Linked DNA regions of Homo sapiens: region 2 is linked to region 1. A link is a loop called in an ENCODE intact Hi-C map of the cell type or tissue named here. Cell type or tissue: heart left ventricle. All regions are shown on one strand. Links, peaks and the distances in the headings refer to the core of each region. The heading gives the core; the rest is flanking DNA.

Evidence for each region. Hi-C counts contacts between places; a loop is a spot of excess contacts. Peaks named below come from ENCODE experiments on the same cell type or tissue, not always from the same donor. Only the 100,000 strongest peaks of a DNase experiment are listed, where the experiment ranks them.
Region 2: it touches region 1 in a loop (3-fold over the local background); 70 of 110 quality-filtered maps call a loop at or near these places.

What each region holds. Positions count from the first base shown.
Region 1 is chr9:137,405,755-137,408,644 of GRCh38, forward strand. All of the region lies in intron 1 of EXD3 (exonuclease 3'-5' domain containing 3), which reads right to left. Among named protein-coding and RNA genes, the nearest start is that of EXD3, 16 kb to the right of the region's middle. RefSeq lists silencers at 1,065-1,144, 1,185-1,544. In heart left ventricle, for the core only: a CTCF peak has its summit at 1,409; DNase peaks (open chromatin) are centred at 857, 1,397, 1,687 and 2,027; H3K4me3 peaks cover 1,607 bases; H3K27ac peaks cover 1,172 bases.
Region 2 is chr9:137,279,849-137,282,707 of GRCh38, forward strand. It overlaps TOR4A (torsin family 4 member A), which reads left to right. Exons shown (of 2, transcript NM_017723.3): 2 at 1-2,793. The coding sequence ends at 113. Among named protein-coding and RNA genes, the nearest start is that of TOR4A, 3.6 kb to the left of the region's middle. RefSeq lists a silencer at 1,104-1,343. In heart left ventricle, for the core only: a CTCF peak has its summit at 1,181 (motif pointing left); DNase peaks (open chromatin) are centred at 771 and 1,143.

The sequences.
Region 1 (2,890 bases), core at 246-2,745:
ATGAGCCTGGCTTCTCCTGCCGGCCGGCACAGGGGTGGGTACCATGCACATGGTCTCCCCGCCCTGCCTACCATCTGCTGCCCTGGAACCCTTGGTGGGACCCGCTGCCCACAGACACCTTGCCCGTGCCCCAATGCCAGGCAGAGGCCTCTGTGCTCTGAAGAGTGAATAAAACGTGAAACTGGCTGGGCACGGTGGCTCACGCCTGTAATCCCAGCCTTGTGGGAGGCCGAGGCGGGAGGATCACTTGAGCTCAGGAGTTTGAGACCAGCCTGGGCAACATAGTGAGACCCCATCCTATGAAAAAAAAAATCAGCTGGGCGTGGTAACATGCACCTGTAGTCCCAGCTACTCAGGAGGCTGAGGTGGGAGGACCGCTTGAGCCCAGGAGGTCAAGGCTGCGGTGACCCAAGATTGGGCCACTGCATTCTAGCCTGGGTGACAGAGCAAGACCCTGTTTCCAAAAAAGAAAAAGAAAAGAAAGAAAAGAAAAGAAAAGGAAAGGAAAAGAAAGAAAATAAAAGGCAAGGAAAAAGGAAAAAAAAAAGAAAAAGAAAAGAAAAAGAAAAAGAAAAGAAAGAAAAATGAGGCCCCTGCACAGAACCAGGGTGGCTGGCAGCAAGTTATCTGGAGCTGAGAGCTGGGGGCTGAGTGCAGCCAGGGCGGGGTGAGCCTCGTGACACCCCCATCGCACAGGGAGGCCCTGACAGGAGGCCGCTCCACCTCTGTTTGTCTTGTCCCAAACGGCAGAGGCGACGGCTGCTCTTGGCCAACACTCCTGCCCCTGGCGTGCCCCGTGGCCGTCTGGAGGGTGGACTTGGCTTCCTGCACCAACGCACCCCTCGACCCCCAGACGGCAGCGGCATTAGTGGCGCTGATGGTGTCTGATGAGCAAATGAATAAAGGCAGCAGGTCCCCCACCACCACCTCCATTCCCACGGGCACTCCCAGCGGCTTCTGGAAACTTCCCTGGGCTCTCAGTACTCCCCCGGCCACAGCCTCAGTGGGCGGTAGACCCTCTCCCCAGCCCTCCTCTGGGGTGTCTGTGTCCCGACCCCCACCCCAGGCCGCTCCTCAGCCCCCACCCCTCCCTTCCAGGAGTGCAGCCCGTCCCCCCTCAGCAGGCTGGGGACGGCCTTGCGCGCTGCGGGGACCCGACGGGGCAGCCCCAGCCAGGCCGTCAGGCTCCGAGAGAGGTGCGGAGCCAACACTGCCTCCCAGCGTCCCAGGGTCCTGTGACCGGGAAGGCCCCGCATCTGCTGCACCCGGAGTGGTGGAGGCCAGAACGCTCGCCAGCAAACCCGCCCGTTCACAGAGGCACCGGAGCGGGCGGGCGGGGGCGGCCTGCGGAGCAGCCAGTCCCGGGCACCCCACGCCGACCGCCGCGCGTCCGGGCCGGTCTCTGGGCCCCTCTGCTGGTGGAACCCGGCAGCGCCTCCTCCGTCTCAGCCGCGTCGGTCCCAGGCGCCTCCCCTACCCGCACGCCCAGGCTGGGTCTCCGTTTCCCACCAGGCCAGCGCTGCAGGCAGAGCCCAGCCCGGCGGCCGCGGCGAACACGGGGCGGCCCCTCCACCTCTGTCCGCCTGCCCTAAATACCGCAGAGGTGACTGCTCCCCCGCGAAGCCCACCCACCTGAGGTCCTGGCCCCCAAGGGGCCATCTGCCCCCGGCTCACCGCAGGCCCTTTCCTGGGGGCCTCTGTGCCGTGCAAAGGGCAGGTCTGGCCGCTCTCGGGCTCTGCCCTGCCAGCCCCACAACCCAGAACCCAGCGTCCCCGCCCCCATCTCCCGGGATCCCTTGGCTAAGGGAGGGTGACTGGTGGCCCGCAGGCCCTTCAGAGGGTCCCTGACAGGGAAGGATGGAGACGCAGCTCCAGACCCCAGAGTGCGGCCCCCCAGACACACCCACGGCCGTCCACCATCCAAGCATAAACCCCAACGCAGCGGCTCCTGGCCTGGTTCTGAAGACGGCCCAGCTGGAGTGGGAGAAGTGCCCAGTGCTTCCGTCACTGGAGCCCACGGGTCCACAGGCATTCGAGGTCTTGGATGCGCCGGCTGGACCCAAGGACACACGCGGGAGGCGGGAGGCGGGAGGGGCACAGCAAAGGGTCTGGGGGGAGGCCGGAGGGGGCTTTCCCCTTGGGCACCATGGACACCCCAGGCCCCGCAGCACACAAATGCGGAGCCTCAAGCCTCCAGGGGTTTTCCAGCCTCACGCCTCCGGGGGTCTCCCCAGCCTCATGCCTCTGGGGATCTCCCACCCTCATGCCTCCTGTGGTCTCCCAGCCTCAGGCCTCCAAGGGTCTCCCTGGCCCAACCTCCTTGCTGTGTCTCCAGAAAGCTCTGAAGCCCAGCCCCTCCTCCTCACGTTCGACTGCGCTGCGTGGGTGTTTTACTAAAACCCAACAGTGACTCTTCCTCTGGGCGCCTGGATGTGTCTCCTCCAACATTTGGCCGGCCCTGCACGTGCCCCAAAGCTCCCAAGGGGCTTTTAAGAGGGCTTTGGGGTGGGGGGGCCGGGCATGGTCGCTCACGCCTGTAATCCCAGCACTTTGGGAAGCTGAGGCGGGAGGATCACGAGGTCAGGAGATCGAGACCATCCTGGTTAACACGGTGAAACCCCGTCTCTACTAAAAATATAAAAATTTGCCGGGCGTGGTGGCGGGCGCCTGTAGTCCCAGCTACTCCGGAGGCTGAGGCAGGTGAATGGCGTGAACCCGGGAGGTGGAGCTTGCAGTGAGCCGAGATCGCACCACTACACTCCAGCCTGGGCGATAGAGTGAGACTCTGCCTCAAAAAAAAAAAAAAAAAAAGAGGGCTCTGGGGGAGACAGCAGCCCCTACGGCCCCCACACCTCCCCCCAGCTGCTCAGCAAGGCCCTCCAGGGACGTC
Region 2 (2,859 bases), core at 1-2,500, 130 kb before region 1:
ACCAGGCCCGCGCGGAGAACCTGGCCGCGCAGCTCAGCTTCTACCGCGTGGCTGGCCGCGAGTTTGCCGTCACCGGCTGCAAGCAGGTGGTGGCCACGGTGAACCTCCTGTAGTGGAGGCGCAGGACGGGACGTTTGGGTTGATGGCGGCAGTAGGAGGGCGACCAGGGACCTTGTGGGCTGGTGCAGGCCCCTGAGGTTTCTAGTGAATTTGTGGCTGCCCGGCTGGTGGGTGCGGATCAGCTTGGAGCTCTGCTTCCAGGTCCACACCCGCCTCAGAGTCCGGAGTCTGTCCCTGGGGGCGGCAGGACAGCAGCCACCTCCCTCCCAAACTTGCCCATTGCCCTGCTGGGCGTCCCAGGCATGGTCTGGTGCGTTCTCCCTGTGGCCCCAAGAGGTGGGTTCCCATGGTACAAGGATGATCTCAGGGCCAACAATTCCCGGGGTCACACAGCTGGGACGTGACCCCGCCTCTTGGGGGTGGTCGCGTGTTGCTCAGTGCTGAAGTGGGGTTCTCATTCCGGCCCCCCTGGAGATGACCCCGGAGGAGGCCACAGCCAACCATGACAGTGCTGGGGCTCTGGCTGCCTTCTCCACCCACCCCACCCCTCACTCAGGTCGTGTTTTCAGGAGCTCAAGGCTGGAGTGTCTTGACAGTAAGGGGAGGGGAGCGGAGGCGGAGGCGCCTCAGGCAGCCTCTCCCCCTCCTTCCTGGACCCCCCAACCCCGGGCCCGCCAGCCCTGGCTTGGGCTTACTGGGTGACCGAGAGCCCGCGGGGCAAGCGGGAGGTGCCTAGGCCTCTCCCCATCCCCCTCTTCTCCGCACGTGGGACCCTTAGCCCGTGGCCAGTCCCCTGGTCACCACGATTGCGCGACCTCCCTTTCCCTGGGGCCTTTTGTGCCCCGAGTTCCGCCCACCCGCACCCTCTGCGCAGAGCGCCCTCCCCACGCCAGTCGACCCCACACCCCACACTCCCCACGCGCCGCCTCCCGGAAGCCCTCCTGGACGCCTCCCGTGGATGGGCCCACCGCGCCCACGGGGGCTTTAGGGGAAGGTGCTTTGGGCGTTTTTTGCGCCATGTCTCCTCGGGGCCGGCGGTTGCCTCGGGACGGTTCTCGCCTCCTCCCACAGCCCCGGTGTCTGGGACGCACCCGGCAGCCCCGCTGCTGCCGCCTTGTGGCGCGCCCGGCCCAGCCGGTGGCTTCTGTGGTCGCCGGGGGCTGAGCGCGCGGCTGGGCCCTGAGTCCCCCAGGCCGCCCCGATCCTCTGTCCCCGCCGCCGGCCCCGCTGCAGTCCCAACCCGGGCCTGCCCGGGAGGAGCGCAGGGGCGGCGATGACCAGTCCCGAAAGGGGCTCAGAGGGCAGCGAGGAGGTTTCACGCCGGTGCGGGGCGCCGTCGAGGTGGGGGCACCGCGAAGGTGGAGGCGGGGCCGCGCCGGAAGCCCCGAGTCGAGCGCACACGGCGGGCGCCCCTGGCAAGTGGGACTCCTCCGGCCCCGAGGCCTGAACTCAGCCCGGAGACCGCGCCCACCAGCGCCGGTGTCCCCGGAGGGGCCCCGCTAGTTCCCTGAGCAGAGGTCCTGCGGCTTCCCGGAGGGTGTCCTGTTCTCTCCCCCGCCTCGCATCCATTCTCGCCCTGGTGGTTGGTGTCTGTGGTCGGGGGCGAGGGCCGTCTAGTGGAGACGGGGATTCAGGCCGCTTGAAAGTCTGGGATCTCTGGGCGGATGGCAGCGGCTCCGCGGAGCTCGAGCTCGGCGCGCAGGTCCTGGGCCCAGGGCGGGAGCGCTAGCGAGAGGGCTGCCCCGTCCTGCCCAGAGGGTCCTGAGGACTCCCGCTGCTCCTGGAGTCTTGGGGAGGGGTCCGGCTCCACGGGGTGGGGGTGGGGGCTACCAGGAAACCTTTGCCTCCTGGGGCTGTGCAGGACCGGCTAGCCAGCGCTGGGAACCAGGGCTGAGTTCAGCCCAGCTCTGTCCACCCCAACCCCAGGGCTAGGGGAAGGAGCTGGGAGAAGGAGCCCCACCTCTCCCAGGCGAGTATCTGTCCCAGGAGCCCACACAGAGGGACACCCAGCTCTGGTCTGGCCTTCGTGTTGGCTTCAAGGTGGTAACAGAGAGAGCTGCAGAGTGGGGGTGTGTTTGCCAGTCCCTGCATGGGTGAATGTTGGGGTGCCCACTGCTCCCCAGGCAGGACCCCCAGGACTGTCAGCTCCCCTTCCCACAGAGCACCCACCTGGAGGTGTCACCTGCCGGCAAGCGTGGGCCATTCATCCACCTGTCAGTCAACAACACCCGCTGAGCATCGGCTTGTATCAAAAGGTCCAGACCTAAGGGGAAATTTTATCTCTTTCTTTCTTTCTTTCTTTTTTTTTTGACACAGAGTTTTGCTCTTGTTGCCCAGGCTGGAGTGCAATGACACGATCTCGGTTCACTGCAACCTCTGCCTCCTGGGTTCAAGCGATTCTCCTGCCTCAGCCTCCCGAGTAGCTGGGATTACAGGCGCCCGCCATCACGCCCGGGTAATTTTTTTGTATTGTTGGTAGAGACGGTGATTCACTATGTTGGCCAGGCTAGTCACGAACTCCTGACCTCGTGATCCGCCCACCTCGGCCTCCCAAAGTGCTGGGATTACAGGTGTGAGCCACCGTGCCCGGCCTCTTTTTATTTATTCCTAAAATATTACCTTGAGGCCAAATTCTGCGCTTAAGGAGAATGTGCACCAAGTGCTGGGGTGGGGGCTGGTAATAAACGAGGCCACAAATCATGCTTGTTAATAAATTGTGTGGTTCAAATCTGACGACCTACTGTTTGGTTTGTTTCTTGTCTGTCTGGTCTGTTAATAATTGAGGAGGATGCTGAAATC